Linked DNA regions of Homo sapiens: region 1 is linked to region 2. Evidence: chromatin loops called from intact Hi-C (ENCODE). Cell type or tissue: ovary. All regions are shown on one strand.

The links. Hi-C counts contacts between places; a loop is a spot of excess contacts. Peaks named below come from ENCODE experiments on the same cell type or tissue, not always from the same donor. Only the 100,000 strongest peaks of a DNase experiment are listed, where the experiment ranks them.
Region 1: it touches region 2 in a loop (7-fold over the local background); 4 of 110 quality-filtered maps call a loop at or near these places.

Annotation. Positions count from the first base shown.
Region 1 is chr18:13,480,083-13,485,082 of GRCh38, reverse strand. The region is part of intron 4 of LDLRAD4 (low density lipoprotein receptor class A domain containing 4); the gene reads right to left. Among named protein-coding and RNA genes, the nearest start is that of LDLRAD4-AS3, 12 kb to the right of the region's middle. In ovary, no CTCF peak of the experiment used is centred here; DNase peaks (open chromatin) are centred at 1,562 and 2,942.
Region 2 is chr18:13,429,611-13,434,610 of GRCh38, reverse strand. The region is part of intron 3 of LDLRAD4 (low density lipoprotein receptor class A domain containing 4); the gene reads right to left. Among named protein-coding and RNA genes, the nearest start is that of LDLRAD4-AS1, 4.6 kb to the right of the region's middle. In ovary, no CTCF peak of the experiment used is centred here; no DNase peak of the experiment used is centred here.

The sequences.
Region 1 (5,000 bases), 50 kb before region 2:
CAACAGGTATTCAGCAAATATTGGTCAGTAAATACGCTGCAGAATATTTCTCCAAATAGGGAGACGGTGTCGTGATAGAGCTCATCCACTGGGTGACGTGCCTGTCTACAAGTCTCAGAAGAGCTGCAGAAATACAAATTATATTCTAATGTTTTAGAGTGATCGTCTACCATGTTAAATACATCTAATAATATGACTGCATCCAAGGGTGGGCTTAAGCAAGCTAGTATAACCACCAGGGATATTTAAATCTACCCCCAAATATCCAAATCGATTCACATTTACTGACACCCATTTGAAAAATCAAGGAAGATACTGGCACTGGGTCAGATATGTGCATTAGTGCCTGTCTCTCCAGGTGGGGGCAGGGGGAGTCAGATCTTTTTAATTCCTACAGAAGAAAATTTCTGTAAGAATACAGATAGTGAGATAGAAAGTGATTCGTTGGTCTTGTTTTTTGAGACAGGGTTTCACTGTCACCCAGGCTGGAGTGCAGTGGTGTGATCATGGCTCACTGCAGCCATGACCTCACTGCAGCCTCGATGCTCCAGCAACAGAGGCTCCCACTTCAGCCTCCCAAGTAGCTCGGAGTAGCTGGCACACCACCGAACCCAGCTAATTTTTTTATTTTTTTACTTTTTGTAGAGACAGGGTCTCCCCATATGTTACTCAGGATGGTCTCAAACTCCTGGGCTTAAGTGACCCGTCTGCCTCAGGCGCAAGCCACTGCACCCAGCCTAGAAAGTATTTTAACATTTTCTAAAGGCAACATAAAAAGCACAGCTTAGAACTTGTTCTCTAAAACTAATCCAAAAATACGTGCCTGGCCTGCTCTGTGTTTTCGTCTTCCTTGCCACTGGATCTCCTGCTCCTCTCAGCCTACAGACCCCAGCATCACCCAGCGAATGCAGAGGAAGGAGCCACACTTCTGAGGAGGGGAAGGAAAACGAAGGTGAGTCTTACCATCAACTCCCTGGGTGGGCTTCGGCCCCTGGGTTCACCTCATTGCTGTCACACAGGGATGGCAAGGGGCTTTTGCTCCTTCCCTGGATGGAGGGAAAGAGAACATAGACATCTCACGGGCCAAGTCAGAAAGGGACAGACCAGGGTTAAGCTAAGCAGGGGGCCCAGGGGTCTTGAGCTGTGAAGCAGATGGCAGGAGACAGAGCAAGTGAGCTGAATGTGGGGCCTGCTACTGAGAGGAGAGAGACCTTCATAGGACCAGGAAGGAGGGGCTCAGAACAGACGGAGCGCTAGTGAGTACTGCTGGGTAAGACCTGGGAAGACCTGCCCACAACACCTTCCTGTCTGAGCTGCTTGGGAAAGGGTCTCATTTCTCTGAGTCCCACTTTTCTGATCTGCAAAGTGGAGATAACGTCTACCCTCACAGAGATGGGGAAGATTAAATGATACAACACGCACAGTATCTGGCGTTTGGTAAGCATCCGGCAAACACATCCTAGCTTGCCGACTAGGGGCCAGAAGCCTGGAAGAGAGGCACAGCACCCACATGCCTCAGCCCCACTCAGGATAGATGTGACCAACCCCAGGGCTCCCACCCACCATGCTGGCTGAAGGCTCAGGGTTCTTAGCACAGCAGACAGGCAGCCACACTGCTGCGTGATGCCTGACATGACCCCCGGGTCCAGGGGTCTGTCCAGGCAGGGGCAGCACAAGTGTTTCACAAAGGTTTCCACAGCAAAGATCGAGGACTAGACTTGGAGATGGGAGCTTCAAGGAAGAGAACTCAGTTCTCAGCACACCAGTTAAAGCTGAGAGCCCAAGAACACAGTGAGAAACTCAGTAACTACAGAGCCGTGTTGTGGCAGGTCTGGCTAGATGCTGAGCCAAAAGGACTGGGGCTCAATATATTCTCTCTGTGGAGAGATGGGTTTGAGACCAGGGATAAAACCTGTCCTGAAAACATGCGCTCAGAAAACAACACCCCAAGATATGGTGCTCTGGCATGCTGACTGCTTTGAACAATGGAGATTGAAAGGCCTCAGAAATAAGCTCAGAACCAAGGCCTCTCTCCACCTTGCTTCCTTGCCCTCTTTCCCTTCTGAAGCATGGGGGTGGGCTCTCTCTGAAGGTCCCTCATCTGACCTAGGGAAGTTCCTCTGGAAGGAATGCATTTGTCTTAGACTCCCCTCCCTAGGATTTATATTAATCACAGAAAATTAACTCTTAACATAGGAGAGAAAACTCAAAGTCTCCATGCCCAGGACAGACTTCACCTATTCTTTCAACTAAAGGGCTGTTACCTGAGAGACTTAATCTGCATAATTAGACAACCTTTGTTCACAGTGCACTTCCACCCCTCACCTTCCCATAACTTGTCACTACCTCCCCCAGGGCCCATAGGAACTTAGTCCCAGTCCATTGTCTGCTCTTGAGTCCACTCATCTCCTCATTGAGGGGTCCCTCTCCACACAGACTGATGGGGCTCAGAGAGGCGGCCCCTGCAGTCCCCATGGGACAGCTCTGACCCGGCCCTCTCAGGCATGCTGTGCTCCTTCCCATGCAATTGGCCTCAATTTTCACTTTTGTTTCTGAGTGGTGATGGGGGGAACTGAAATACTCAAATGCTTGTAAATAAATCACCCTGTCTCATTGCTCAGCTGAGTGTTTTTTGCCAATACAGAGCTTCCGTGTGCTCACGCTCATGGGAGTCAGCTGTGGGGAAGGTGGGACGGTGGGGTTTGCACAGAATAAGCACATGGCGTGGTCTGCAGGGCCTCCTTTTTATGCAGCTGCCTGCGCTCCTGTCCTGTCCCTGGCAGAGGAAGTGTGTGCAGAAGGATCTGAAAGTCGGGGGTGAGGTGGGCAGCGGGTTCAGAGGCAACCGTCCCCAGGGGTGTGAGTTTGGCACTGGTTCTCCACCTGATATGCCCCCAGGCACTGCCCTTCTCTGCAGGCCCCCAGCCCTCACTACAGGCCAGGCTTCCCCACTGGGTCTCCTTCCTGGAAGGCAGCGTTGGCCTTCCTGTCCCTGCTTGCCTCCCCACTGTCCACCTCGGCCACAGAGACGCTCACTCTCCCTCCTCAGTCTGGAGAGCTCCTCACTGCCCCTGCAGGCCCTCCAGTCCTGTCACTTCAGTCACTCTGTCTCCCCCAGCCCCACTCCAGCCCTGCTCCGCCCTCTGCCCTCCTGCCCTGTGAGCCTTCTGCCTTCCCCCTCCTGCCCAGCAAACTCCACTCACCTCTCACGCTCTGTCATTTCCTCCAGGAGATCTTTTCTAAGTTGAAGCCTTCTGTCCAAGACACTCCCATAATGATGAATCTAACCATCCTCCCTTCCTAGAGGGGCTCATGGAGAACAGAACATGGCTGCCCTGCCTGGATCCCTTCAGAGCCTCAGGCCCAGCTCAGGACCCTGCCTAAGAGCAGGCACTTGATAAACGCCTGTTGAATGAATGAATACATGAGCCATGGTGTCCAGCGAGAGAACACTGCTGCCCCAGAAGAGGTGCGTGCGGTGGGGAGGGGGTGGAGACTGGGGGACAGGAACAGTGACAACAGGGGCCCAGTCTTGGGTGGTGGTCACAGCTCGAGGGCCACCAGAAGTCTTCCCAGCAGACGGGGCCATGCACAACCGTGTCACAGCACATGCCTCAGAAATCATGTTGCTGACAGCAGTCAGCGTCAAGCCACAGTCAGCGTCTACACGTGCCCCCGCTTCTCAGGCTTTGAACCTGAATCACCCCTTCTGTCCAGAGGAAGCCATCCACAAAGTTGGAGCATCAAGGTGAGAGCTGAGGCACAGGAGAGGGAAGTGTCTGCCTCAAGACTCTGTCCTCTTCCAGACACGTGTCCTGTCCCCGCTTCCCCAGCTAGGCAACCTCTCAAAGCAGGGTGTTCACTCTCAACAGGGCAGAAGAATTTGCCCATCTTCTGATAGGGCAGAAGATGACGGGAGGACAGCCACACATGTTCCAAACTGCTCTCAGCTTCCAGGTCAGGCTCAGCCATTGTGCAGCCCACACTGGCGTGTCTGTCTGTCTGGCATGCATGTCTGCCCCACCCCATGTCCGTCCCTAGGACATGTGCATCCACAGCTCCCACACCAGAGTTCCCAGGAAGACAACGATCAGGCCAGAATGCTGGACTTTTGCTTAGGTCAATGTTATATGTTTCTTAGATGCTGACACACTAGTCAAGGCTCTGGCTGACACGGCTGACAGCCAGGACGTGGGTTTTCACTGGGAGTCATGGGTGTCTGTGAGGCTGGATGACCTTCCACTTCCTACTCCAGGTCACTTATTTCTAACATTTGTCATCATGACCCAAATCTAACTTTAAAAGCATTCTTCCACTTAATGAAGCTCCAGTCAGAATTTATGACTTAATTTTTAGAGAAGTTTTAGGTTCACAGCAAAATTGGAGAGGAACATGCAGAGATTTCTCACGTGCTCTCTGCCTCCCACCCCCAACACACGCACAGCCTCCCACATGATCACATCCCACACAGAGTGGCGCATCATTACGCTTGATGGACGGACACCACCACTCCTTCATCACCCAGAGTCTGTGGCCTTCGTTAGGGTTCACTCTTGTACATTCTCACAGGTCTGGACAAATGTATTTTGCCATGGATCTACTGCTACAGTACCATACAGAATAGGCTCACGGCCCTAAAAATCCTTTGTGCTCCTCCTAATCGTCCCTCCCTCCCCGCTACCCTGGCAATGATCTTCTTACTATCTCTACAGTTTTGCCTATTCCAGAATGTCACACAGTTGGACTCACACTGTACGTAGCTTTCAGACTGGCTTCTTTCACTTAGTCACAGGTATTTAAGTTTCCTCCATGTCTTTTCATAGCTTGAAAAGAAAAAGCACATTTCTTTTTAGTGCTGAATATACTTCATTGTCTGGATGTACCACAGTTTAGTTATCCATTCTCCTACTGAAGGACATCTGGGTTGCTTCCAAGATTTAGCCATGATGAATAAAGCTGCTATAAACTTCCATGTGAAGGTTTCTGTGTGGACATAATGT
Region 2 (5,000 bases):
ATGAAGTAAAACTCAAGTCAGAGAAAGACAATGGAAAATTTTTAAAAATATGTTGTCTATTCTTTGTGGAACTTGTTGAGTATTTCTGCCAAGCTAGAAGTTGAGGGAAATCATGGATTGTTAAACATTAGAAACATTTTGGTGACAAATTCATGGCAACCTCAGATGTATAATACTGGACTGGAATACAGAATGAGTTGCTCAGGAACCAGTGTCTCCTCCAGGAGCTATAGACGTATTATAACCTATAAGATTTAAATCACTCCTCTTCTTAAAAAAAAGTCATGCCCTTCTAAGTGAAGAAAGTGGCATTCCTCTTTGCCAAAATTTCCTATTTGATTTCTTATTAAAAAAAAAAAAAACTTAGGAGAAACAACTTCCAGAGTCAACAACAGACTTTAGAATCGCTGTAAACACTTCTGGTAATAACACAATCTTCTCCACATTTAGGGTATTCAGCTTCTCTGCATTTCTACATAAAGCTTCTGATGGGTTTTTCTGTGTTGTGGAGTTATCCCAGAGTCATCAAATCTTAATGCTGAGAGGGACCTAGACACACTGATCCACCCCTCACCTCCCAGGTGAGGAAGCAGGCCAGGGATAATGCCTGACTTACCCGAAGCTGGAGAACAAATTACCTGTAGTGGAACATAAAACCCGAGATTTCCATCGGATCGAGAGGAAACCCTTTTTTGTCCTGAAGGTCATTCTAGTTGTGTACAAACTAACATCAGCCAGTTGGGTTATACCATGTGCGAGAGGAGAAAGGAAAAGAATGATTCAGAGAAAGGGAATGTCCTAATATTTTATAACCTTTGAAAAAACAGGGAATTTTAGGAGCCCTAAAACTAGGGGGGAAATGGAATATCTTAAGGTTTTCTGTGAATTCCAAACTTATATACAAAAAGGCTATGTTAAAAAAAATTTTAAGGACCAGTAGCTTAACAAATTTGAATAATGTAAACCTAAACTCGGTCAGGATGCAATGATAAATGCTCAATCTTAAGCAGGACAAATCAAGCCTCACAGAGACTAAATTTAATCTGCTTGGTAGAGTCAACATTCTACTAGTTAACAGGCAACAAAAAGTTGTTTTCAATTTCCCCTACACTCCTTTAAAGCCTTAGTTTTCACAGATACGATCTCAGTCACAAAATAAGGACCTATATACAGCATTACATCTCAGCTGTAAAATCAGCCTTTTTTGTGAATTGGCAAAGTAGTCTACATTAGTTATTTCTGTTAAAATTCATATAGCAACACTGACTCATTTAGTTCACACTTCTATCATTCACAAACCTGAAAATGGAGAGTGATTCTGGCTCCATCATTTCTGACATTAAAGTCTAGAACCTGCTCTCTGTACGGGTGCCTTTTCCATGTACTTACATTGTAAATAGCAAAGAGGTCAAATCTAGCTGCCAGTGACGTGTAAGCCAAGAATTAATGGGTTCTAAGATTAGCATAAATTACCATAAACAATGTAAGTTTACATTTCCTAGTACAGAGGTGACAACAATGTTTTATTAATTTATATACTCACTGCCTGTTCCCCTGCAAGGTGTAAGATATCCTATAATAAAAGGAAAATTCAGGCTGGGCATAGTGGTTCACACCTGTAATCCCAGAACTTTGGGCAACCAAGACAGGAGGATAGCTTGAGGCCAGGAGTTCAAGACCAGCTTGGTCAACATGGTGAGACCCCATCTCTACAAAAAATTAAAAAATTAGCTGAGCTTGGTGGCATGTGCCTATAGTCTCAGCTACTTGGGAGGCTGAGGTGAGAGGATGGCTTGAGCCTAGGAGTTTGAGGCTGCAGTGAGCCGAGATCACGCCACTGCACTCCAGCCTGGGCAACAGAGCCAGACCCTGTCTCTTAAATAAATAAATAGAAGTAAAATTCAGTGAAGATGGAAAATAATGAGTAAAACACAAAACATAAATCAGGAAATGCAGAGGAAAGAGGAGAGGAAAACTGACTGCAAAGAACTCATCTCTAAACCGAATTCCAACCAAACAAGCCACCACAGCCAAGAGGAAACCAAAGGCATGGTCATGGGACCTCACTGGCCCTTGGGCAGGCATTCCAATCAACCAGAAACAGCCACTCTCCTGCTTCTAAAACTTAACAGGATCTGTCACTCTTTTTATTAAAGGGTGCTGTTCAGCAAGGAGGAGGCTATCCTAGACACCAATTTTATCAAAAAGGGAAAAGGACTCCCCATCTTGTAATTTCCTAAATCAGCCTTCAGGGAGGTTGAAATATTCGATTCCATAAAGTGGTTTCCACAAAGTTGCCAAAACACAGCATCCAGAAAGTAGTGCTTTAGCTAATTATGAAGATAAAGCTTTGAGAGTTTTCAGAAATGAAAAGTCGATCCTTAGGGCGATTCTTCTTAAACGTCAGCTTTTGACAGCATGGGAACTGACAGCATGGGAATGCCGTGGGGATGATGCACGCACTCACTCCCCTGGGGAAACCTGCAGTGCAAGGTGCACATGTTGAGTAGGCTGCGAGACTGCACCGGCGTGTTATCAACGTGAATCCCTCTGGGAACCTGAGGGAGGAGAATGCAGCAGTGCTCATGCCTCACCTGGTGTCACAGGCCAGCTCCACGCTCAGCCAACCTCGGCGTAAAGGCACCGGCCTCACTGGTGACGCTCTGACCTCACTCAAAGACGGGCTGACATTCCCGTTCATAAACTTGGAACAAAGTGGAATTTACTTTGAAGGTTTATATTCTGTGTTAATGAATTAAGTTAACCCCAAAGCATTTAATAAAAGTCCTATCTTAAGTGGTGCTGCTGAAACCATAGTTGTCCTTCAGAAAGATGAATATGACATGATAAAAGGAAATCTGCCCAAGTAATAAGATTACCAGAGAAGAGCCTCCCGTCAAAGAGAGTAATAAAAAATGTTTAAAAACTCAATCCATTTTATGATATGGTTTGTCGCTCCCATTATGGTGCTGAAAAGATGATTTTAATGGGTCTCAAATTCTATGAGAACCATAAGTGAAACATGCAACAACGTGCTCTTAAAAGTCCAAAGTACTCTCAGGCTTCGGACTTACAGACCTGCAATTACCCTTCAGAGCAGCTTGAACAAATCACCCAACTTTCCATCAAAACACCACCTGGCATTTTAAAGTCATAAAAGTCCTTCAGGGCTTGAAAGGGTGGATAACAGTGATTCCCGTCTATGTTTATAACCAATGAATGAATGAATTTGCTTTTGTGGTTTTCTGTCTGTAAGATGCGAGGAGGCATTCTTCCTCACTTCTTACATAGAACAGTACCGAAAGTAGGTAAGAACCCCCTTTCAAACTCTTGGAAGAACAGAAATATCAATAAGTGCAATGGACATGGGAGAAGAGTTTGAAACGACGTCACCCATATATCAACAGTGGCTTTCTCTGAGGATGCTGGGGTCACTTTAATAACTTTCAAGTTTCTTGTGGATTTTATATATGATTTTATAATCAGGCACAATAAAAATCCTATTTTAACAGGGAAAATCTCTGAAAACCAAATGTCTATAGAACTCTAAAGCCATTAAAATTCATAATTTTAAAGGCACTAATAAAGTACCTAATTCCCTATGGCATCATCTAAACAGAAATCCTGACACATGAGTCCTTCTTCATGAGGATCAATGGTACTTCAGACACATTTCCTTTCCTTTCGAGAAATGTGTACTGAGCTCCTCCATCAGCATGGAGTGGCAGGGGTCCTGCTCAGCAGGGACACATCCTGGAGGGCAGCGGAGAAGGTGACGTCAGCGAGGGGGCTGGGGGGCCTAGGGAGCCTGCAGGCCTCTGGACAACCTGTGGCTTTTACTTTGTGTGAGACCAGAGGCATTAAAGGATTTTGAATTCAAGGACAAATATACTTCATTTTTTCAAAAAATATTTGATTGAAATACAGCATATGTGTATGTATGCATGTGTGTGTGTATCAGAAAGTCCAGCTCAATGAGTCTATGCAGACCGAAAAACACCCAAGTAACCAGCACCCTGATCAAGACACAGAAAGGCACCTCTGGGGGCCCTAACTTGCTTGTTCCGGGATCTCACTGTGTACAACGTGGTAGGTAGACTTTGGGCGCCAAGGCATCCCATTGTGAAGAGCCTTGTATGCCTTGCTGAGGCCCATTCACAGCTCTCAATCTGCAGGGTTTAAATAAACTTAGTGAAAGTGATGGAAAGTCAACTGTGCCGAGCTTTTAATACACCCTCATCGGGACTAACCTCGCATAACCTTCTCGTGATTTTGCTCTGCAGAGAAAGCAGCATCAATCATGAAGCGCAACAGGAGCTCCACGTCGCCCACTGACAGATGTGCTTTCCATGTGTATTGGAGGTCTGTGGGTGATGAGGACCATATCCACCTGGCAGTATCAACAGAGGCAGATGCACAGGTGTTGACAGCAGAAACGTGGGCCCCAAAATGGGAAGCACAAGAGTGCCTGGCAGCATTTATCCTCAGGTGTGGTGAAGGCTGGGCCGGGAGGCTCTTTCCCTCTGGTCAGTCCCTCATTCATTCATGCATCCACCCACCAAGAGCCCGTCACTGCCTGGGCAAGGAGCACGGCCACAGGCAGCAAGGGAGAAGTGGACAGTCCACCGCCCCGAGACCCAGGACCCAGGATACCGGCCTCCTTCCAGCTCTTACACTCAATATTCTGTGTATCCTCAGGCAACTCTTTATCTCTAGATTCCTATGATAAAGTGAGGTGCCTGGACTACACCAGCAGCTTTTCATTTTTCCTCTGAACAACTTCAGTGCTCCCTGTGGGGCCTCGCGACCTGCGGCAGAAGCGGGAGCTGCGTCAGGAACCCTGAGCGCTGGCTCAGGTCTGCATGCAGGGGAGGCTTCCCTTGGAGGGTTCACTGAACAAGGGCATCCCCTGGCTGAAAGGCCTGAAAGCCTCTTTGCGTTCTCACACCTAAAAGTCTTATGTTCTAAAAGTCCTTCGATTCTTATGATCAGTGATTCTA